Linked DNA regions of Homo sapiens: regions 1 and 3 are each linked to region 2. A link is a loop called in an ENCODE intact Hi-C map of the cell type or tissue named here. Cell type or tissue: PC-3. All regions are shown on one strand.

Region 1 (8,000 bases), 72 kb before region 2:
TACTCAAAGTGTGTTATAAGAATGAGCTACATCCAGATTACCAACAGGAGCTTGTTGGAAAGGTAACATCTCATCCTATTCCAAAACTACTGAATAAGAATCTACATGTTATTATGATCCCTACACAATCCCATATGCACATTAAAGTTTGAAAAACATTGTTCCATAACAGTTTGAAAGGGGCGTTAAGTGTGTATGTGAGACCAAACACCAGCCTAAAAATAACTAAGCTGAATTTTTCTGAGCTTTTAAATATAAAAATTTTTTTACCCTAAGGTCAATTAGAGTTTACTAAGAAGACTATTTTAGAGAGTGAATAATACTTATAACTAAATATTCAACACATACTATTTGCTGGCATTTTTTTTTTTTTTTTGAGACAGGGTCTTGCTGTGTTGCTCAGGCTGGAGTGCAATGGTACAATCACAGATCACTGCAGCCTGGATAGACCTCGATGGACTCAAGCAATCCTCCTGCCTCAGCCTCCCATGTAGCTGAGACTACAGGCACACACCACCGCACCAGCCTAAGTTTTTCATTTTTTATACATATGAGGCCTCGCTTGTTGCTCAGAATTATCTCGAACTCCTAGGCTCAAGTAATCCTCCCACCTCGGCCTCCCAAAGTGTTGGGATTACAGGCACAAGCCACTGCACCCAGCCCATTATTCTTTACAAATTGATTTAATCATCAACACACCTATAAAGTAGATATTTATTAATAATTAGTTATGGCAAAATAAGATATTAAATAATTTGCCCCATGTACTACTTAAAAAAAAAAGTGGTAAACCTGAGACTTGAGCTGTACTCTGTTTGAGGGCCTCTACTTAACCACAAAATAATTCTAGTTTATCAACACCATCCCCAAACATTCTGAAATCATTCAGAATGAAAGTATAATAACTGGTAATGAAAATGCTATAAGGGTAAAGAAAAAATTAGTGTGCTCTTCTCTGGTTAAAAAAAAATTCAGCCAGGTATGGTGGTGTGTGTGTGTGTCTGTAGTCCCAGCAACTTGGGAGGTTGAGGCAGGAGAATCACTTGAGCCTAGGAGTTTCAGGCCAGCCTGGGCAACATACAGTGAGATCACTGTCGCTTGAAGAAAAATTTTTGGTAATAACCACTGTTATTTATATTTGGGAAGTAACTGAAATCCTATGTTGGGAGACACGTTCTTACCCAATGCCTCCTTAATTCATCCCTACAACTATTACTACTTCCACAACCATTACCACCACTACAACCCTCAGAAAAGTAATGTACATGAGGCTATAATTATTTTTCACAATGAAAGAGGCATGACATAAATTTAGTCTGATTTTTCTCCTTCTCTGTATCCCACTGCTTCCAACCTCTAAAAAAGTCTACTGTTTCCATCTGCTACTATAGAACCAAAAATTCCTATTTCAGTAAGACCCAAATGTTACTTCTGAAAATATTGAGGAAAACTTGTAAAGGAGAAGTCAGACAGAGACTGTCAGTAAAAAGCCTACTAGAAGTTTTAACAATTCATTGAATTCTAAATAGCATGAAAGAATAGTCAAAATTCTCAGAGATAAATAACATTGTTGTACTGGCAGATAGATTGAGTTTAAAATATGCAAAATTATATTCTATGAGTATTTAAAGCAGAGCATTACTAACATATTTTGGCTTCATTCAGTACAAGCACATTCCAAAAAAAAAGCATACAATACCTTTTTAATTAACAATGACACAACAAACCCTGGTGACCTAGTTTCTGATAATGAACAAAACTACAGATATTAAAAATACAGTTACTTAACCCATAAGAATTATTAAAGTGGATACTGGAGCCAAAAAGATTTGTGGGCTAAAGATACCAATGCAAAGACTCACTGAAATTAGTCTTCCAAACACTTAAGTTTAAAATTATGACGTGAGGCAATTTATTGGTTCCTTTGAGTAAGATTTTACTTGAAGAATCTAAAAAAAATAAGGTCATGTGAAGCACTGTGGGGATACAACTTGATTTCCTAAAAAGTCGAGTGAGACTTCCCAGGAAGGCAAAGATAAAACTCAAAAGAATAGACAGATAAAATCTAAAAGAGCGTTCTTAGGGAGCAAAGCAATAGTAGAAAACACAGAGGCTGAGCATTCCTGATTATTCTTTCATTAAATAATATGACTAATAAAATGACTCTGACCAAAACTCCCTGAAAATTTCTATCTGCTTTGAAATCTTATTAGTTATATAAATTATTTGTAGTTATGCTTTTCTTCTAGTTAGCAGCAGAAAATCGCTCCCTTCCCCTCTCCACCTAGCTTCATAACAGCACATTCTCAATCTGCTCTCCTTTCCCACCCTATTCGGAGACTATAAACTGAGTAAAATATGACATATTTTATAGTAAATTGAGACTATTTTACTCATAGTCTCAACAATCATTTTGTTTGAATAACTGAATAAAATGATATATTCATTTTAAAATACTCCAAATAAGTAAATTGTATTTTATAAATTTTAATATTTTAATATTTACTAAACATTAGCTGAATGAATGTCACCACCCATTAAACTCTTATAACATACAAAAATCACATATATGTAAACATTTAAATGGAAAAAATTTACCACCTCCATTACCAATAAAATGGAAAGCTCATTACATCAAATAAAAATATTTAAAAATCATTAGAATCATTTTTTAATCATCGGGAAGAATAAATTAAAAAGATGATTCAAAAACTTCATAGAGAATAAGAATTATGATTAAGCTTATAAAACTGCAGGGTCTGGGCTCCACGGCCAGAGATCCTGATTCAGACTCAGAGTTTCAGATGACAAACACAAAACTCTACATTTTAACAAGCTTCCAAGGTAATTACCATGCAGATTATCCTTGAACCACACTCTAGTAAATATTTCACCTTCAAACCACTGTCAACTTCCAAACAAGTCCTTCAGATCTGATCAAAATGCCCATTCCCATCTTTCATCTTAGGAACATCAACTTCTGATTAAGGAATCAACATATAGAAAAAGTAATAGCAACCGGTTACTGGACATATATTACCGTTGGAAATGAACTTTTACATACTCTAATATACACATACAAATTAAATTATATACTGCATATGAAGTATGTAACACAGTGTCTGGCTGGAATAAATAAATGCTCAATAAAAAGAGCAGCATTTATCCTTAAACTTCATCACAACCCTAGGAGGTGGTTGCTATTATTTCCAATTTGCAGTTGAGGAAACTGAGGTCTAGTAACTTGCCCAATGTCACAGGGGTAGTTAAGGGTCAGAGACAGAATTCAAGACAACCCATGTGACTCCAAAACCTGAACTCTTTAATCTAGGCTAACTTTCTGAAGCACCACGGCAACAACAGCAAGCACAAAACCACTCCACAGCCATACCCCATAGAAGAATTTTCCTGAGTCATACCAAGAAAATCATGGCCAGAGTCCATTCTCACACTGCTATGAAGAACTGCCCAAAATTGGGTAATTTATAAAGAAAAGAGGTTTAATTGACTCACAGTTCTGCATGGCTGGGGAGGCCTCAGGAAACTTACAATCATGGCAGAAGGGGAAGAGGCATGTCTTACATGGCGGCAGGCAAGAGAGAGCGAGTGGGTGAAGGAGGAACTGTCAGACACGTATAAAACCATCAGATCTCATGAGAACTCACTAACATGAGAACAGCATGGGGGAACGACCCCCATGATCCAGTCACCTCCCACCAGGTCTCTCCCTTGACACGTGGGGATTATGGGGATTACAATTCAAGATGAGATTTGGGTGAGGAGACAAAGTCTAACCATATCAGATACTCTTATAAATGTTCCTATATGACTAAAAGTGAAAGAAGGGCAGTCATAGGACTATGATGGGTTGAGGTTGCTAAAAATGTTTAATGTTTCACAGCACTTGAGAATTACAAATTAGGAAATCTATGTAATAATAATTCTAAAAGGAATATGACTGAAAATATGTTAAAGGAATCTATTCCAAAATCACTCAGGGTTAGCTTTTTAACTCAAAGATGGTACAAACTCAGTCTTATGGTTCTCCACATCTAGGCAGCCTCAAGGGGGCCAACTAAGAGACTTATTTCCTCCCCTCAAAATATAAACATAATTAGTATTTACTTCAAAGTTATCTATTTAACGTGATTTTTTTCTACTTAAATTTTTCTAAAATCTGATTATGTTCCTAATGATTAATTTTTTGTGTCTAAATTTATTTTTTAAAACACTACACTTTCCTAAAAATGTCTGTTTCTCCCCTCATCTCAAGTTCCTACTAAATGGTTTTCTTCCTTCCAAGTGTATTTCTAGCTTGTCTATTCCCACCACCTATCCCCAAAATGGTAAGCACTGGTTTCCAAAATACCTCCTTACCCCTACTTGAACCAAGACTACATTCACAACAAATATAACACAATTAGTCATAGCAAAAAATATTATATACTGATAACATTAGCATATTACAAATTCAGAAAATGGAAAAATGATAAGTGTGTTTTATTCTGCTAAATTATATAGAAAACTTGTATTTTAACCTGGTATCTCTCAATTAGCAATACAAATCCTATTGCTGTTGTTTAGTTTTTTAAACCCTACAAATAGCTAAGATTTTTAAAAATTAAATATATTATAATTAGGCTCTTAGCCAAATAAAATATGATACACAGATAAAGAGCAATATACAAATGGACCATACCCCGGAGGAACACATAACTCCCATTTGTTCACACTCTCCTTAAAAGAAACAAAATATCCAGTACTACTACATCCAAACCAGAGGTGATGATTCACCAGAGTGCTCCTGCCCAAGGAACCCCAGTGCAAGAAGCAGCAGCCAAAGTGAAAACTCTGCTTGAGACCTGTTCATTTAATATGTAAAAACAGGTATCTCAATTACCTAACTTTTCACAAAGAATACATGACTTTTTTTAACTTTCATAGTTAGAAAAGATTTGCTATAGTTTTTTAAATGTGATTATTTAATTTACTGGGTTTTTTTTTTTTTTAAGGGAAAAGCAAACTTCAGTAATTCCTGCCTGAGGAATGAAACTATAAACATATTAAATCCTATAAAAAGAAAAAAAAAGGTTCTGAAAGGTTCCAGAAAGAGGTACAAAGTCCCTAAACCAACAAACACCATGTTTCACACTAAGTAAGAACTGTGTGCCTCTCCTCCAGAGCTCTATCTAGAGAAAAAGCATTGAGTTTTTAGGTAAAACCAGAGCCCAGAACTACGATAGCAGAAATTCTGGAGTCTCTTGGAAGTCCTTCTAACTATACAACAAAGCCTCAATCAGCAGAAACCTAAACATTTGGTAAACCTTCCTCCCCACTTCCTTAAGTATAAAAAATATCCTTTCTCTTCCGTCTCCTGAATTCTGGAACCCTTCAGAACCTTACTTTTTTTTCTTTTTATAGGATTTAATATGTTTATAGTTTCATTCCTCAGACAAATACCTAATGCATGCGGGGCTTAAAACCTAGATGATGGGTTGATAGGTGCAGCAAACCACCATGGCACATGTATACTTATGCAACGAACCTGCACATTCTGCACATGTATCCCAGAACTTAAAGTAAAATTTAAAAAATAAAAAATAAAAAAATACGTTGCCCCTCCTGAGTAGATTCTCTGGATACAACTGGAGAGCGATGCTTTGCAGCCCCAGATTCCTCTTCACTCCTTGTTTGTTACATACAGAGGGAGAATAAGCCATCTACTTGTAATTCAATCAGAAACTTTTTATGAACATAGCAACTACAATAAACCTTTTCTCTTCTAATAGTATGTAAATGCACTGTCTGGTAAGGTATTCAGTAGCCAAATGTAGCCATATGAAATGTGGTTAGTTTGAACTGAGATGTGCTATAAGTGTAAAATACACATGGATTTCAAAGACTTAATATGAATAAAAGAATGTAAAACTCTAATTGATATTTTTATATTGATTAGTTGTTGAAATATTTTGAATACATTACGTTAAATAACTGAAACCAATTTTAACTGCTTCTTTTTGCTTTTTAAATGTAGCTAACAAAAAGTTAAAAAATTACATGTGTGGTTCACTCTACATTTCTATTGGACAGCACTGGACTATAAACTAATGACCATAGCTTTTACTAAACTATACAAAGATCAAACTTGCATGTTTATATAGTATTATAAAATGTAGTCATTACAACAGCTAAACCAAAATTTCCTTTCTCCCTGACTAACAAAGCATATTACATTCACTCATCTGCTTCCAGGTTCCTTCCTTTCCTTATCTCTTCATCTAACCTTAAAATATTGAATAAATTTTATTCACCTCCTCCCCACTTCCACCCAAATTACCAGCCTTGAAATGTTAATCTTTTATTTCCAAACACTATCATACTTAGAAAAAAAAAAGGAGAAAATTTTTCCCAAAGAGGCCTCCAAGGTTATCCCTAAGAGACAATACATGGCAATGTTAAAGGTTTGGTCTCTAGAATCAATAGCCCAGCAAGAACTCTACCTTTTGCTGGGCAAATTATTGTAGCTCAGTTTCTTTTCTGTAACAGAGGGTAAATACTATTATTTACTATCAAACTAATCTTTCATTTAATTAATATTTAATATTAAAACATCAATTCTATAGGTTATAATATAAGAAAAGCATTTAGCACAGTACCTGAGACTTCAGTGCTAAGAATTATTAACCATTATTACTACCATTATTTCCTTTTTTGTCAAGCTTCCTGAACCTATCCCTTCTCTTTCTATTCCTAGCTTCCCCATCAACAGGTTCTCTCTTCAGTCAAGCCAAAATATATCTAACAAAATGAAAAGAATACAGAATAACAGAGGGAGAAGGTGGTCATTTGGGACTAAGAACTCCAAATACTGGAGCCCATAATAAAGTGGTCTGCATTACATGATAGAAAGATTCCTCACTATAAAAAGCCGTCAAGCTAAGTCTGGGATTCTGTAAAAAGTATCTTCACAGATGACTGAAATAGTTGTTTCTAAAGTCCCCCTTTAATCCTCTATGCCCTGGAAAGGTATACAATGCAGATATTAAAATCTAGACGCTATATCATTGGCAATACTCACCAAAGTCTAAAAATTGTACATTCCTTATGGCACTTTGACTTGGCCACTGATTCACGCTTGTACACAAAAAAATCAACAAGCTCCTATCTGCAACTATTGGAGAGCCCAAGTTTAAACTTTCACCTTATGGCAGGGAGAGAGATGGGGAGACAGAGAGGGAGTGGGGAGATAAAGGGGAGGAGAGAAGGGAAGCAGGTGGGGAGGGAGAGACAGAGACACGAAATGGTCAAAATTCCTACTTTGCCACTTGTGGTAAACAAGCCTCATGGACTTAGAGCAGATTCAGGTGGGTAACTCTTTGCCTAAGCCAAAATATAGGTAAGCTGAATCTCTTATTACCCTTTTCATATTCTGTCATATATTATAGACATTTACATTATGTTTTATTTCCTTTCTCTTCCTTCTCCTGAAATCTAAAGTCTACAACACTGCGTCTGACATATTAGGTACTTGATAAAAGAAAAACTTCAGCAGAATTAAATTTAAAGGAGTTTAACTGAACAATGAACAATCTGCAAATCAGGCACGCTCCTAAGCCAGAGTAGGCGCTGAGACTCCAGCACAGCCACATGGTGGAAGATTTAAGGACAGAAAAAGGAAAGTGATGTACAGAAAAAGGAAGTGACATACAGAAAAAGGAAGTGACGTACAAAAACAGCTGGACTGGTTACAGGTTGGTGTTTGCCTTATTTGAACACAGTTTGAACAGTTGACTACATTTGATTGGCCAAAACTTAGTGACTGGCACAAGTGTGGCTACAGTCTGTTTCTGCCTCCACTTGTTATAGCTCACAATATGCCTCCACTTGTTATAGCTCAAAAACCTTTAGGCTAAACTGAAGTAAGAAGGCAGCTTTCGGCTAAACTTGATTTAACATGCTTATAAATATCTGTCATGTTGGATTGAATCTACAGTTTTAAT
Region 2 (8,000 bases):
AGTCCGTTTGGGGTGCTATAACAAAATACCTTAGACTGGGTAACTTATAAATGACAGAAATTTATTGCTTACAGTTCTGGAGGCTAGGAAGTGCAAGATCAAGGTTTGGTGTCTGGTGATGGCAGAAAGTGGGGGTTCAAGCTCCCTCAGGCCTCTTTAATAGTAAAGACACTAATCCCATTCCTGAGAGCTCTGCGCTCATGACGTAGGTACCTCCCAAAGGCCCCACCTCTTAAAACCATCAAAGTGAAGGTTAGGTCTCAACGTAAGAATTCTGAAGAGACATTCAGACCATAGCTGACATAAGCCTCATTTTTTTGATCCAGAAAAAGACACACACACACACAGTGGCTACATTTAAGAGGAAGAGTTAATGTACCTTTTAAGAAAAGGTCAGTGAATGTCTACCCAGCTGTGAAAAGTGGGATATAAGAAAGTCAAAATAATTCATTTTATGGAAGAAAAAGCAGAGGCCGAGAGGGGACAAGTGGTTAACCATGTTTATATATTTGGTGGCACACACTACTAGTATCCAAGTCTCCTGATTCCAAGTTCAAAGCTTTTGTACTTTATCCATTCATTCCCATTACTAAACAGAATCATGCTAAATGAAAGGAGGAGTACACAAAAGACTACACTATTGTATGATTCCATTAATATTAAAAATCAAGAAATGGCAAAACCATGGAGACAAAAAGCAGATCAGTGGTTGCCTGGAGCTGGGGATAGGCACAGGGAGTGACTGCAAATGGACAAGAATGGGTTTTTTGGAAGATGAAAGTTTTCTAAAACTGGATTGTGATAATTGTTGCACAACTATATAAATTTACTAGAACTTGAACTATGAATGTTATGGTATATAAATTATACCTTAATAATGCTATTTTTAAAATTACTAAGAAGGAATTCGGTATATAAGGAACTCAACTCAATAGCAAGAAAACAAATAATGCAATTAAAAAATGGGCTACAGACCTAAATAGACATTTCTCAAAAGAAGACATATAAATGGCCAATTGGTATATGAAAAAATACTGATGAACCATCACAAAAATGCAAATCAAAACCACAATTCTGTATCACCTCACGCCTGTTAGAATGGCTATTCACATAAAGACAAAAGATGAGGATGTGGAGAAAAGGGAATCTTGTACACTGTTGGTGGGAATGTAAATTGAGACAGCCATTATAAAAGAACAGTGTGGAGGTTCCTCAAAATATTAAAAATAGAACTACCATATGCTCCACCAATTCCACTTATGGGTATACATCCAAAGGAAATGAAATCAGTATGTCAAGGAGGTATCTGCACTCCAATGTTCATGAAAGCATTATTCATATAGCTAAGATATGGAGTCAACGTAAGCGTCCACCAATGGATAAACGGGTAAAGAAAATGTGTTATGTAGGCCAGGCGCGGTGGTTCACGCCTGTAATCCCAGCACTTCAGGAGGCCAAGGCGGGCGGATCACGAGGTCAGGAGATTGAGATCATCCTGGCTAACATGGTGAAACCCTGTTTCTACTAAAAATACAAAAACAAAATTAGCCGGGCATGGTAGCGGGCACCTGTAGTCCCAGCTACTAGGGAGGCTGAGGCAAGAGAATGGCCTGAACCCGGGAGGCAGAGCTTACAGTGAGCCAAGATCACACCACTGCACTCCAGCCTGGGCGACAAAGAGAGACTCCGTCTCAAAAAAAAAGAAAGAAAATGTGTTATGTGTGCATGTGTGTGTGCATGCTCACACACACAGGATTCATATTCAGCTTTTAAAAAGTAAGACAATCCTGTTGGAGTTTAAATACGCCATTCTGACATATTGACTATTTTGAGTCAAAGGCACTTGAAAAACAGCAGGTGTAAGAAGAGCGCTCTGACCTTTCTTCTATTTCTTAAAAGCAGATGAAATTCCCATGTGAATGATGTCCTCCTTAAACTAAAAGGAAAGCAACATTTTTATCATCAAGGACGGGATATGGAGACAAAGAGAATTCCATACAGACTTTGTTAAAATAACTTCTATCCTTTAAGCCTCCCCATATAATCCAGTTTATTTTTCACAAGTTATTATCCTTTGTCCAATTCAGTATGTAAGTATTCAATTCTAACTGTATCTTTGGGTCTGTTTCCTTATGAGGGCTCCTGTGCCACATAAAACTTGTATTGAATAAATTTGTGTGCTTTTCTCCTGATAATCTATCTTATGGTAATTTGTGAGGCCAAGCAAAAAAAAAAAAAAAACTTTAAAAAGGTGGAGGTAAAGTTTGCCTCCCCTTTACACTGTTATCTGCAAATAACATGGATGAACCCGAAGGACATTAGGCTAAGTAAAATAGGACTGGCAGAAAAAGACAAATACACGTACTACATGATCTTACTTATATATGGAATCTAAAAAAGGTGAACTCATAGAAGCAGAGAACAGAATGGTGGTTGCCAAGGGCTGGGGTGAGGAGGAAATGGGGAGATGTTGGCCAAAGGGTTATTCAGGATGAGTAAGTTCGAGAGATCTAACGTACAGCATGGTGACCACAGTTAATAATATTTATTGTACACACTAAATGTGCTAAGAAAGTAGATTTTTTTTTTTTTTGAGACAGAGTCTTGCACTGTCACCCAGGCTGGAGTGCAGTGGCGTGATCTCAGCTCACTGCAACCTCCGTCTTTCAGGTTCAAGCAATTCTCCTGCCTCAGACTCCCAAATACCTAGGATTACAGGGGCCCGCCACCACACCCAGCTAATTTTTTGTATTCTTAATAGAGATGGGGTTTCATTATGTTGGCCAGGCTGGTCTCAAACTCCTGACCTCATGATCCGCCTGCCTCAACCTCCCAAAGTGTTGGGATTACAGGCATGAGCCACTGCTCCCAGCCAGAAAGGAGATTTTAAATGTTCTCACCACACAAACACACAAAAATAACTATGTGAGGTGACGGATGTGTTAATTAGCATGATTGTGGTAAACATTTCACAATCTACACATATACCAAAACATCAAGTTGTACACCTTAAATATATACAATTTTTATTTGCCAATTATACCTCAATAAAACCAGGGGGAAAAAGAACATTTCATGTTTAAAAAAAAAAAAAAAAAAAACGGCCAGGCATGGTGGCTCATACCTGTAATCCCAGCACTTTGGGAGGGCGAGGCGGGTGGATCACCTAAGGTCGTGAGTTCTAGACTAGCCTGACTAACATGGAGAAACCCTGTCTCTACTAAAAATACAAAAAAATTAGCTGGGTGTGGTGGTGCATGCCTTTAATCCCAGCTACTTGGGAGGCTGAGGCAGGAGAATCGCTTGAACCCAGGAGGTGGAGGTTGTGGTGAGCCGAGTTCGTGCCATTGCACTCCAGCCTGGGCAACAAGAGTGAAACTCCGTCTCAAAAAAAAAAAAAGAAACTCCATTTTTTTTCTAATTGTTTTTAGCTTTAAACTCTTAGAGCTCTCAGGGCTTAAAACTTGAACAACACAGGTTTGAATTTTGAGGGTCCACTCATATGCTAATGTTTTTCAATAAATATGTTGATAAATTTGGGGGAGGTTTGTGACAATTTGAAAATATTCATAGACAACCATATAACCTAGAAATATCAAAAAAGTAGGCCATGTGCAGTGGCTCACACCTGTAATCCCAGCACTTTGGGAGGTCAAGGCAGGAGGATCATGAGCACTGGAGTTCAAAACCACCCTGGACAAGGGCAACATGGCAAAACCCTGTCTCTACAAAAAACACAAAAATGAGCCAGGCATGGTAGCATGCACCTGCAGTCCCAGCTACTTGGGAGGCTGAAATGGGAGAATCGCTTGAGTCAGAAGGCAGAGGTTGCAGTGAGCTATGATTGAATCATGACATTCCAGCCTGAGTGACAGAGTGAGACCCTGGGTCAAAAAAAGAAAAAGACGGGAGGCTGAGGTAGGAGAATCACCTGAACACCAGAGGTGGACGTTGCAGTGAGCCGAGATCGTGCCACTGCATTCCAGCCTGGGTGACAGAATGAGACTTCATCAAAAAAAAAAAAAAAAAAGAAAAGAAAAGAAAAATAGAAAGTAAGAGGTATGTCATGAGTGCTTAAAATATATGTAGATACTAGTCTATTTTATCATTTACTACTACAAATATATACAAATCTATTATAAAAAGTTAAAAATTGTCACAACTTATACCACACACTTAGCCACACATGGTGGCATTTGACACTGAGAGAAACCCTGTCTCAAAAGAGTAAAGATGCAGTATTAAATCATAACTACATAAATTTAACTGTACTACACCCTGTACTATTGAAATAATTTTGTAGCCACCTCCTGTTGTTAATGAGGTGAGCTCAAGAGTGAATATTTGCTTAAAGTACCATGTGACATTAATCATCTCCAAGCAAGCAGTTCATCTTTCCAATAAATTGTATATTCCAGTAAAAAGTGATCTCTCGCGGTTTCATTATGTTTAGTACGATACTATAAACCTCAAATGACACCTAAGTGCCACTAGTGATGCCGGAAGTGCTCCCAAGAAGCAGAGAAAAATCATGGCATTACAAGAAAAAGGTGAATTGCTTGATACGTACTGTAGATTGAGGTCTGCAGCTGCAGTTGCGTGCTACTTCAAAATAAATGAATCCAGCATAAGGGCCATTGTAAAAAAAGAATTCATGAAGCCATTGCTGAAGGCACACCAGCAGATGCAAAAATTGTGCACGTTTTGTGAAATAGTTTTTTATCTCATGTTGAAAATGTAGCTTTTATAGGGGTACAGGATTGCTATAAAGAAAGGCATCCCTATAAACTTTAATAAGTTTCAAGAAAAAGCAAAGTCATTATACAACTTAAAACAAATGGAAGGCGAAGGATCTAAAGCTGAAGAATATAATGCCAGCCACGGATGGCTTGATAATTTTAGAAAGAGTTTTGGCTTTAAAAACGTCACGATAACAGGAGAAGCAGCTTCTGCCAACCAAGAGGCAGCAGACGACTTTCCAGATGACATTAAGAAAATCATTCACTTAGGCCGGGCGCGGTGGCTCACGCCTGTAATCCCAGCACTTTGGGAGGCCGAGGCAGGCGGATCACGAGGTCAGGAGATCAAGACCATCCTGACTAACACTGTGAAACCCCAGTCTCTACTAAAAATACAAAAAATTAGCCTGGCGTAGTGATGGGTGCCTGTAGTCCCAGCTATTCAGGGGGCTGAGGCAGGAGAATGGCGTGAACCTGGGAGGCGGAGCTGGCAGTGAGCAGAGATTGCGCCACTGCACTCCAGCCTGGCCGACAGAGCCAGACTCCATCTCAAAAAAAAAAAAAAAAGAAAGAAAATCATTCACTTTGGGAGGCCGAGGTGGGCAGATCACAAGGTCAGGAGTTCGAGACCAGCCTGGCCGATATGGTGAAACCCCGTCTCTACAAAAAATACAAAAATTAGCCAGGCGTGGTGGTGTACACCTGTAGTCCCAGCTACTCAGGAGGCTGAGGCAGAAGAATCACTTGAACTCGGAAGGCGGAGGTTGCAGTGAGCCGAGATCGCGCCACTGCACTCCAGCCTGGGTGACAAAGCGAGACTCAGTCTCGAAAAAAAAAAAAAAAAAAGAAAGAAAGAAAGAAAATCACTGAGGAGGCCAGGTGCAGTGGCTCATCCCTGTAATCCCAGCACTTTGGGAAGATGAGGCAGGAGGATCGTTTGAGGCCAGGAGTTCAAGATCAGCCTGGGCCTGGGCAATACAGCGAGACCCTGCCTCTACAAAAAACATTTTTTTAATTAGCTGGGGGAAGGCATAATGGCTCACACCTGTAACCCCAGCACTCTGGAAGGCCCAGGTGGGAGGATCACCTAAGGCCAGGAGTTTAAGACCAGACTGGGCAACACAGTGAGACCCTGTCTCTACAAAAAAATAAAAAATATTTAAAAATTAGCCAGGCATAGTGGTGCACACTTGCATCCCAGCTATTCGGGAGGCTGAGGCAGGAGGACTGCCTAAGTCCAGGAGTTTGAGACTGCGGTGAGCTATGATCATGCCATTTGCATGTCAGCCTGGGCAATTGAGCAAGACCCTATCTCTTAAAAAAAAAAGAAATATGGAGAAAGAATATCCGCCTAAACAAGTTTTTAATATAGACAAAAGTGCCCTATTCTGGAAAACAATGCCATAAAAAACATTCATTAGTAAGGAAGAGAAAAAGCACCAGGATTAAAGGCAGGAAGGGATGGGCTAACTCTACTGTTTGGTGAAAATGCAGTGTGGTTTATGATCAGAACTGCCCTTATCTATAATGCTACAAACCCCCAAGCCTTGAAGGGAAAAGATAAACACCAGCTCCCAGTCTTTTGGTCATAGAACAAAAAAAGCCTGGGCAATGAGAACCCTTTTTCTGGATTGGTTCCATTGATGCTTTGTCCCTGAAGTCAGGAAGTATTTTGCCTGTAAGTTCTTTTATTATTGAACAATACCCCTGGCCACCCGGAACCCCATGAGTTCAACACCAAAGGTGCTGAAGTAGTCTACTTGCCCCCAAACAAAATGTCTCTAATTCAGCTTCTAAATCAGGGGGTCACGAGGATCACTGGACACAGTACACTACAGAAAGTACTGTCAACTCTATGAAAGAGAATGCCAATAAAGAAACCATCCTGAAAGTCTGGAAGGATTACACCACTGAAGAAGCCGTCGTTGTTATGGAAAAAGCCATGAAAGCCATCAAGCCTGAAACAATAAATTCCTGCTGGAGAAGACTGTGTCCAGATGTTGTGCATGACTTCACAGGATTTGCCACAGGGCCAATCAAGGAAATCACGAAAAAGACTGTGGATATGGCAAAAAAAAAAAAAGGGGGGGGTGGGTTAAAGGGTTTCAAGATACAAATCTTGGAGAAATTCAAGAAATAGACATCACACAAGAGGAATTTAAAAAGATGACTCGGTAAGTGCTTCCAATCCAGTACCAGGTAATGTAGAAGGAATGCAAGAAAACAAAATGACATCAGACGATATGGCAGAAGACTGTCTGATTGTTCAAGACTGCTTTTGACTCCTTCATGACATGGACCCTTCTCTGATATGGGCACTGAAACTAAAGCAAACGGTGGAAGAAGGATTGGTACCATATGGAAATGTTTTCAGAGAAATGAAAAAGCAAAAAAGGCAGAAGTATGACGTATTGCCATAAAGTTACACCATGTGTGCCTGCCTCTCACGCCTCCCCTTCCCCCTTCCACCTCTACCATGCTGAGACCAACAAGACGAATTCCTCCGCTTCCTTCTCCTCTCAGCCTACTCAATGTGGAGACAATGAGGATAAAGGCCTTTGTGATGATCCACTTCCACTTAATGAAGAGTAAATATATTCTCTCTTCCTTATGATTTTTTTTTTTTTTTTTTTTTTCCTGAGATGGAGTCCCGCTCTGTCGCCAGGCTGGAGGGCAGTGACACAACCTTGGCTCACTGCAACCTCCACCTTCTAGGTTCAAGCAATTCTCCTGCCTCAGCCTCCTGAATAGCTGAGACTACAGGCACATGCAACCACGCCCAGCTAATTTTTGTATTTTTAGTAGAGATGGAGTTTCACCATGTTGGCCAGGATGGTCTCGATCTCTTGACCTCAAGATCCGCCCACCTTGGCCTCCCAAAGTGCTGGGATTACAGGCGTGAGCCACGGCGCCCGGCCTATGATTTTCTTAATAACATTTTCTTTTCTCTAGCTTACTTTGAGAACACAGTATATAATACATATAAGGTACAATGTGTTAGTTGACTATGTCATCGGTAAGGCTGGAAGTCAACAGTAGTTTATTAGTAATTAAGTTTTTGAGGAGATAAAAGTTACATGTGGATTTTCATCTTGATGGGGGTCTGTGCCCCAAACCCAGTGCTGTTCAAGGGTGAACTATACGTGCTGAAAAGTGTCATTAAAATATGAAGAAACCAACTTTTCTCTAAACTTTAGATGCACTTCCCTGAATAATTTCCAAAGGTTGGGTATCTTATTTTCCAACCGTGCATTTACAAGC
Region 3 (8,000 bases), 170 kb before region 2:
AATGGTCAACATCACTAATAATCAGGGATATGCAAATCAAAACCACAATGTGATACCACCTTACTCCCACAAGAATGGCCATTGTCAAAAACTCAAAAAATAATAGATGTTGGCGTGGATGTGGTGATCAAGGAACACTTCTACAATGCTGGTGGGAATGTAAACTAGTACAGCCACTATGGAAAACAGTGTGGAGATTCCTTAAAGAACTAAAAATAGAACTACCATTTGATCCAGCAATCCCACTACTGGTTATTTACTCAGAGGAAAAGAAGTCATTATACGAAAAAGATACTTGCACATGCATGTTTATAGCAGCACAATTCGCAATTGCAAAAATGTGGAACCAAATGCCCATCAATCAATGAGTGGATAAAGAAACTGTGTGTGTGTGTGTGTGTGTGTGTGTGTGTGTGTGTGTGTGTGTGTGTGTGTGTGTGTGAGAGATGGAACGCTACTCGGCCATGAAAATGAATGAATTTAATGGCATTTGCAGCATCCTAGATGGAACTGGAGACTATTATCCTAAGTGAAGTAACTCAGAAATGGAAAACCAAACATCCTATGTTCTCACTCATAAGTGGGAGCTAAGCTATGAGGATACAAAGGCATAGGAAGGATACGACGGACTTTGGGGACTCGGGGGAAATGGTGGGAAGGAGGTGAGGGATAAAACACTACAAATTGGGTTCAGCGTATACTGCTCGGGTGATGAGTGTATCAAAATCTCACAAATCACCACTGAAGAACTTATATAACGGAATACCACCTGTCCTCCAAAAACTTACGGATATAAAAAAAATTTTTTTAAAAACCATCAAAACTTCAAAAGATAAAAAAAAGGTTACATCTGTATTTTATTCTAGCAATCTGAAGCAAATATGGCAAAATATCAATACTTGTTCAATCTGAGTGAAATACATGGGGTTATATTATTTTCTGAGCTTTACATATATATTTGAAGTACTCTTTAACAGCAGAAACGCGTTAATAAAATTAGATAAAAAATAAGTAGTTGCTCATCATTAATGATATTTGATTCTGATCTTCTGGCATCATATAGTAATACACTATTAGAATATTACTGTAAAAATATTATATAGCATGTCTTTTATTCAGAAGAAATTAACCAACACCGTTGCCTATCACCTACTAAATTTTTAGTCATGGTTACATAGTAGTTCAGCTGCTAAAATAACATCATTTTGTTTCACATGATAATAAGAAAAAATTTTTTAAACAATCTATAAAGAAAATCTGTAATAGTGGCATTATATCAACAAACTACTAAGATTAACATAATTCGGACCACTTCTAAATATAAACTAATATGGCTGAAAGGTAGAGTTATACTCAGTAAATTATAGATATGCAGTTTTGTTTGTTTTGGTTGGAATTTTAAGTGGTCACCCATAGGACTGAAATATTCCCAGCAAAAGCACAACAAATAATTGTATTTATTCAAATGTCAAGCTTTATAAGAGTTTGTCAAATTCGATACATGGAGAAGCCAGTTCCACTATTGAAAGAAAATATCACTTTATTCAAATAAACAGCTTCTAATGACTATACATATCCATTTTACCTAATGTGCAAAAGTGTGAATTTATTTATTTATAATTTTCAAAATTTACTATAACTTTCAGACTCACACACAAACCAAGAAGGGGTAAAAGGGACAAGCGACAATCTCAGTTTTAACAGAATAATCACATATGATAATCTGTATCTAAATTCAGCTCTAAGATACTATGATATCAACATTAAAAAGGTTTCTGGCTCAATTCTCCAAGGAAATCCGTGTCCATATTTACTTTGACAAGTGTATACTAGACTACTGTTGCATCATCCAGCAGCCAACAACAGAACAATGTAGAACGAATAGTTGTCTGTGCTCACTTCAAATGTGTTAAAAGAAGGCAATTTGGAGAAAATGTACAAATCAGGGCAATGAGTGATTAATAATTCAATGTTTTATCTCCAGATTTTTTAAATGGAAATGTAATTGCTTACTTATTTGCTCATTCCATATGCTGCAAATTTTCTTTAAATCTTATTAGAGTTTAGCTGAAAATATGTGAATAAATTTTTTAAGGTACAAGATTATACATAATAACAAGTCTAGTCCCCATGAAACCCATGTTACTACAAATATCGTCTTATGCATATTTTTTACAAATGTTTTATATATTTTAACAGCTGCAAAATATTCATCCCATGGAGACATCATCATCTCTTAACCCATCCCCTACTGATATTTAAATGTAAGTTGTTTCTATAACCACTTATTTAATGTAAGCGCTTATTTGTCACTCTATCCCGCTACATTCAAATCTGTGAGGGCACTATTCTATACCTAGCACATGACACATTCTCACGACACATAGTAGTTGCTTCATTAATATTTTTTGCATAAATGAAGTAACACAAACAAATCACTGACTACTTAGAGCTAGGAGGAAAAAGAAGTATGAAGTGGTAAAGGCAGGACAAAATAACAAAGCTCTGTCATATAACCAGCTAAAGTAATCAGTGAAGTGAAAATAGAGCATTTGTAAACTGAAATACAAGTAAATGGAAAATCCAATTGACACATCTTTTACAAACAGGTTTTGCATTAAGAGATGAGTATCTTTAAAGAAAGAAATGGATTGTTGTGGGGAATTTAGACACATTATTCTACGTTTACTTGGCTAAAGTGTACAATACTAATCCTGTTTATCAAGTTACTCTACTATTAAAATCTATCGGTTTTCTGAAAAAATTTTCTAGACTACAATGACATTTCTCTCAACAGTAACATTTAATTTTCTTCATGTACTCAAAAGAGCAAGAATCTTTGGTGAAAATATCTTATGGCACTGGATTTACAGCAGATTACTGAATTTTTGTTAGAGCATATGTATTAAGCAGACCTAATAAAATTAACGATTATTGTAAATCTCTTTTTCCAAATAAAGAAAGTAGTTAATGGCTTTATTAAGAAATGGAAAGACCTTGGTTATGTGCCAATTCACACTACTGTAAGTCTTTTAAATATAAGGTTCAAAGGTAGGGTAAATGATAATAACACTGCAATTACTAGTTTATGAAGTGAAGCAGAACACTTAGGACAAAATGTTGAAAACGGACTTGTAAACCTTGCATACCAAAGAGTATCTCTAGATGTCTGGCCCAGGAATGTATCCTGGAATCTAAGTATGGGCTTCCTGAAACAGAGCTGTAAGGCCTTTATATGACATAGGTCCAAACTAAAGCAGCTTGCCTATCATCCTGTACCAGCCATTCCCTAGCATGAGTAAGAATTTAAAATATTTCTAAAAATACTCATAACCAAACCAAGAAATAAATCAATTTTCAAAAAGGAACTTTTGCCTCCTTTCAAGCACTTCTTCAATTTTTAAGAAATGCTTTACAATAAAGATGAAGAAGAGGTGAACCACTGTTAGAAGTATAGGGAGATGGGGGGAAACATGGTAATGCTCAATGAGTTTTAGTTTTCTCCTCTTTCTTTTCAGAAAAATGATTATCTTATTTATATGCCTGATACTGATACCATATTCTGAAAATATTTTTTTTGTTTACTTTAAAGCTGATGACTGAGTCTGTGTTTGCTTATTTCTCATTTATAAGGTAGGAAACAAGGCTCAGGCAGAAATTAAATTTTATGTTCAGAGACTTATTAAAAAATGTTCTGGGCCAGGCGTGGTGACTCACACCTGTAATCCCAGCACTTTGGGAGGCCAAGGTGGGCAGATCACGAGGTCAGGAGATCGAGACCATCCTGGCTGACGTGGTGAAACCCCATCTTTACTAAAATACAAAAAATTAGCCAGGCGTGGTGGTGCATGCCTGTAGTCCCAGCTACTGAGGAGGGTGAGGCAGGGGAATCGCTTGAACCCCAGAGACAGAGGTTGCACTGAGCCAAGATTGTGCCACTGCACTCCAGCCTGGCAACAGACAGAGACTCGACCTCAGGGGAAAAAAAATATGTTCCAAGAACCATCAAAGTATTTGTAAATTTTTACTTAACTTCTAAATAAAATATATCTTCCAATAATATTTCAGCCTTTGGAATAGTAATTATACTACTATGAAAACACATTATTTTCCTCCATAATTCAGTAATTAAAATGAAGTTGAACTGGAGAAATGAGAAAAAGATCTCTATCAAAAAACACTCAAAGCTAAATTAGTAAATAGATGTATACATAGTAAATAGAGCCAAACCACATCACTATTATTTAACAGAATAAAAAAACTGTGGCCAGGCGCAGTGGCTCACGCCTGCAATCCTAGCACTTTGGGAGGCCGAGGCGGGTGGATCACAAGGTCAGGAGTTCGAGACCAGCCTGGCCAATATGGCGAAACCCCGTCTCTATTAAAAACACAAAACTTAGCTGGGGGTGGTGGCGTGCATCTGTAATCCCAGCTACTTGGGAGGCTGAGGCAGGAGAATCACTTGAACCTGGGTGGCAGAGGTTGCAGTGAGCTGAGATCACGCCACTACACTCCAGCCCGGGCAACAGAGCAAGACTCCCGTCTCGGAAAAAAAAAATTTTTTTTTAGTAAATACAGCCAAACTGTATGACTGTTACATAATAGAATAATAAAATTTTTGAGACAGGGTCTCTTTCCGTTGCCCACGCTGGTGCAAATACAGCTTACTGTGTAGCCTTGACTTCCTGGGCTCAAGCTGTCCTCTTACCTCAGCTTCCAGAGTAGCTGGGAACTACATGTGTACGCCACCATGCCCAGCTAATTGTATTTTTTATTTTCTGTAGAGACAAGGTCTCACTATGTAGCCCAGACTGGTTTCCAACTCCTGCGCTCAAGCAATCCTCTCGCCTCAGCCTCCCAAAGTGCTGGGATTACAGGCATGAGCCACCACGCCTGGCCAACAGCTTAAATTAAAACATATTAAGAACAAATTCACTGTGAGATGGCCTGAGTCACAAATACCTGGCTCAATGTTAAACTGATTTAGTTGTCCATATTAGTCAGTGCTACTAGAGCTACTGTCCTCAATGTTGTATAACAGATGTTTAGAGTTTCCAAGCCTCCAAAAAAAAATTCTGTTACACTATCATGGACTTTACTCCAAGACAAGCCATTCTGTGATATGCACCATTCTTCTTCTTTTATTTATGTTTTTTTTTTTTTTAGACAGAGTCTCGCTCTATCGCCCAGGCTGGAGTGCAGTGGTGCGATCTCGGCTCACTGCAAACTCCGCCTCCCGGGTTCACACCATTCTCCTGCCTCAGCCTCCCGAGTAGCTAGGACTACAGGTGCCCACCACCATGCCCGGCTAATTTTTTGTATTTTTAGTAGAGACGGGGTTTCACTAGCCAGGATGGTCTCGATCTCCTGACCTCGTGATCCACCCGCCTCGGCCTCCCAAAGTGCTGGGATTACAGGCGTGAGCCATCGCACCCGGCCTGATAGTGTGGATAAATCAGATTAATCCACCACCATCACTGAAAAGCTCATTCAAATCAGCGCCTTTTAAAATGCTGGTTAGCTGCATTATCCAGAAAAATAATATAGAGATTTAAACTATAGTTTTTACAGGAAGACAGACTTTAGTAAGAGTCTTACCGTGTGACTCTTAACTTTTCCTAGCTGTGTGACTCTGGGCAAGTTATTTAACCTTTCTAAGCTCTGTTTCCTTATCTGTACTATGAAAATAACAATAGTACCATAAAGACTTATTTTGAGGACTAAATGTTCCAAAACAGTAGGGGCTCAATAAATGTTACCTATCAAAATTATTTATTGTGTTCTATTGTGGAACAGCACAGATTACTGGTAAACAATTTTATGGTATAGCCCTCAAATTTTAAAAGGATTATAAGGAATATGATAACAGCTTCCTCTTACGAATTATGCTGCTGAGCTAACTAGGATGTCTACAGTCTAGAGAAAATTTAAGAAAATTCTACATATCACAGTAAGTGTTTAGATAGACCATGCTTGGAAAACTCAAAAGACTAGAATATAGCAAGTCCTATGAGAGAAAACAACCATGCATTTTAAACTATGATTTCATTTAAAAAAAAAAGTGTTATATCATCAAAGAATTCTGTAGTTGATATTCTTGAGGTTGGATATTTGTATATTTGGTTTCTTCTTATGCTACCCTAAAGGTATTGGTTGAAAATTATCTAAAAAATAAGTAACTCCCCTAACTATTCTGCAAATCCATACCATCATCTCCTTCAAAAACCTGAAGAATGAAAGAAAGATGGCTCTTAAAAACTTCAGTAACATTAAAATAGCTGATCATGTAAGAAAGGAAGACAGTCCTCCTACAGAACAATGGTTTGGATAACTGCTATAAATGAATTAACAATTTTGGAAAGAATACTATAAAATTATATGATAATATCAAGAGTTCTAAGTGAATATTGCTGCTGTCAAAGCAATGATTAATAAGTATGTTTAATCTTCAAACTATACACACTCACATCCAAATAAAAAGATGTAGTTTTTATTATAGCAAATCTATATTTAAAATCAAAACACATCAAAATTACAACTTTTCATTTTGCATATGTATGTGCATGTGTTCATCTCTGTGTATACTTTCTCTAACCCAGTTAAAATAATCATTCCAAAAGGGTAAAAAAACCCCACAGAGCCTGAAGAGGACAAAAATTAATCTTCAATTCTACTGCCAAAGGTTTTAGAATCCAGATTACCAGTTTGTCAGGTCATTCTACAAACTTCATTTCTACTGTTATTAGATAAATTTATATTTCCTAGCCCAGGTGATACTATTTATCCTGATACTTTCAAAAACAAAGGTAGTCATAGTAACTGTTTATCAGCCACAGCAGAATGTTTTAGGCTAGAAATAATATAAGAGGATGGTGTGGGCCGCGCGTGGTGGCTCACGCCTGTAATCCCAGCACTTTGGGAAGCTGAGGTGGGCAGATCACAAGGTCAGGAGATTGAGACCATCCTGGCTAACACGGTGAAACCCCGTCTCTACTAAAAATACAAAAAAATTAGCCAGGGGTGGTGGCGGGTGCCTGTAATACCAGCTACTCTGGAGGCTGAGGCAGGAGAACAGCATGAACCCGGGAGGCGGAGCTTGCAGTGAGCCGAGATCCCACCACTGCACTCCAGCCTGGGTGACAGAGAGAGACTCCGTCTCAAAAAAAAAAAAAAAAAAAAAAAAGAGAATGGTGTAGAAGATAAATCGTCAAGTTATTTGATAAAGAATATAAGGAATATATGTCAATTCTACTTAATTCGAAGTGAACTTTCTTCTCAAAATCAAGTAAGTGGTTTTAGTTCTAATCCAGACTGAGGTATATAACATGAGAGTGAGGAAACAAAATACTTTACTTTTAAGGAGGATGAAGTAAACCCTGGAAACAAATTTTCTTTATAATTTCACCTCAAATAAGAAATGCTAACATTTTTAGTTCATATTAAAATAGTCAAATAGACACAACAGGGTTCAAGAAAATATTTTTGAAATTATGCTAGTTAACGGCATTCTGATTATTACATCCTCTCATATTAACCATATCCAGACACTTTCAGGAGACTCAGGAATCAATAATTAATAAATACAGTAAATATAAGGTGCCAGATAAATGCCATTATCAAAGATTAAATATTCTAATGCATAAGATGAAACTTTAAGAATACACATTTGAAAGTGGTTTTGACAGCAACAGGAGGCAGAGGAGGCAGAGACACTCTAGGCAGACAGGGGCAAGTCACTGGCAAAATCCCAACTTCGAGTGGAAAAGTCTGAAATCGGTGGCCCAAAGTGAAAACTTCCATCCCTGTGTGCCCGCTCTCTCCCAATTGGTTGTTTCTCAATAATATCTTTTTACCAATCGAATGCTGCCTTTTCCAAAACTACCTATGGCCCGTCCCAACCCCCATTCTGTGCCTATAAAGACCCCAGACTCAGCCGGCAGAGGAGAGAAGTGGCTGGATATCAAAGAGAGAGGACTTAACTTCAGAGACACCGGCTGGAT

Evidence for each region. Peaks named below come from ENCODE experiments on the same cell type or tissue, not always from the same donor. Only the 100,000 strongest peaks of a DNase experiment are listed, where the experiment ranks them.
Region 1: a loop joins it to region 2, with 3 times the contacts of the local background. A loop is called at or near these places in 4 of 110 quality-filtered maps.
Region 3: a loop joins it to region 2, with 5 times the contacts of the local background. A loop is called at or near these places in 21 of 110 quality-filtered maps.

Annotation. Positions count from the first base shown.
Region 1 is chr14:65,492,194-65,500,193 of GRCh38, reverse strand. The region is part of intron 2 of FUT8 (fucosyltransferase 8); the gene reads right to left. Among named protein-coding and RNA genes, the nearest start is that of MIR625, 25 kb to the right of the region's middle. In PC-3, no CTCF peak of the experiment used is centred here; no DNase peak of the experiment used is centred here; H3K27ac peaks cover 503 bases.
Region 2 is chr14:65,420,570-65,428,569 of GRCh38, reverse strand. The region is part of intron 1 of FUT8 (fucosyltransferase 8); the gene reads right to left. Among named protein-coding and RNA genes, the nearest start is that of FUT8, 12 kb to the right of the region's middle. RefSeq lists an enhancer at 2,516-2,585 and a silencer at 3,073-3,273. In PC-3, no CTCF peak of the experiment used is centred here; DNase peaks (open chromatin) are centred at 2,469, 3,839 and 6,949; H3K4me3 peaks cover 1,466 bases; H3K27ac peaks cover 3,254 bases.
Region 3 is chr14:65,594,786-65,602,785 of GRCh38, reverse strand. The region is part of intron 3 of FUT8 (fucosyltransferase 8); the gene reads right to left. Among named protein-coding and RNA genes, the nearest start is that of MIR625, 130 kb to the right of the region's middle. RefSeq lists an enhancer at 7,825-8,000. In PC-3, no CTCF peak of the experiment used is centred here; no DNase peak of the experiment used is centred here; H3K27ac peaks cover 1,950 bases.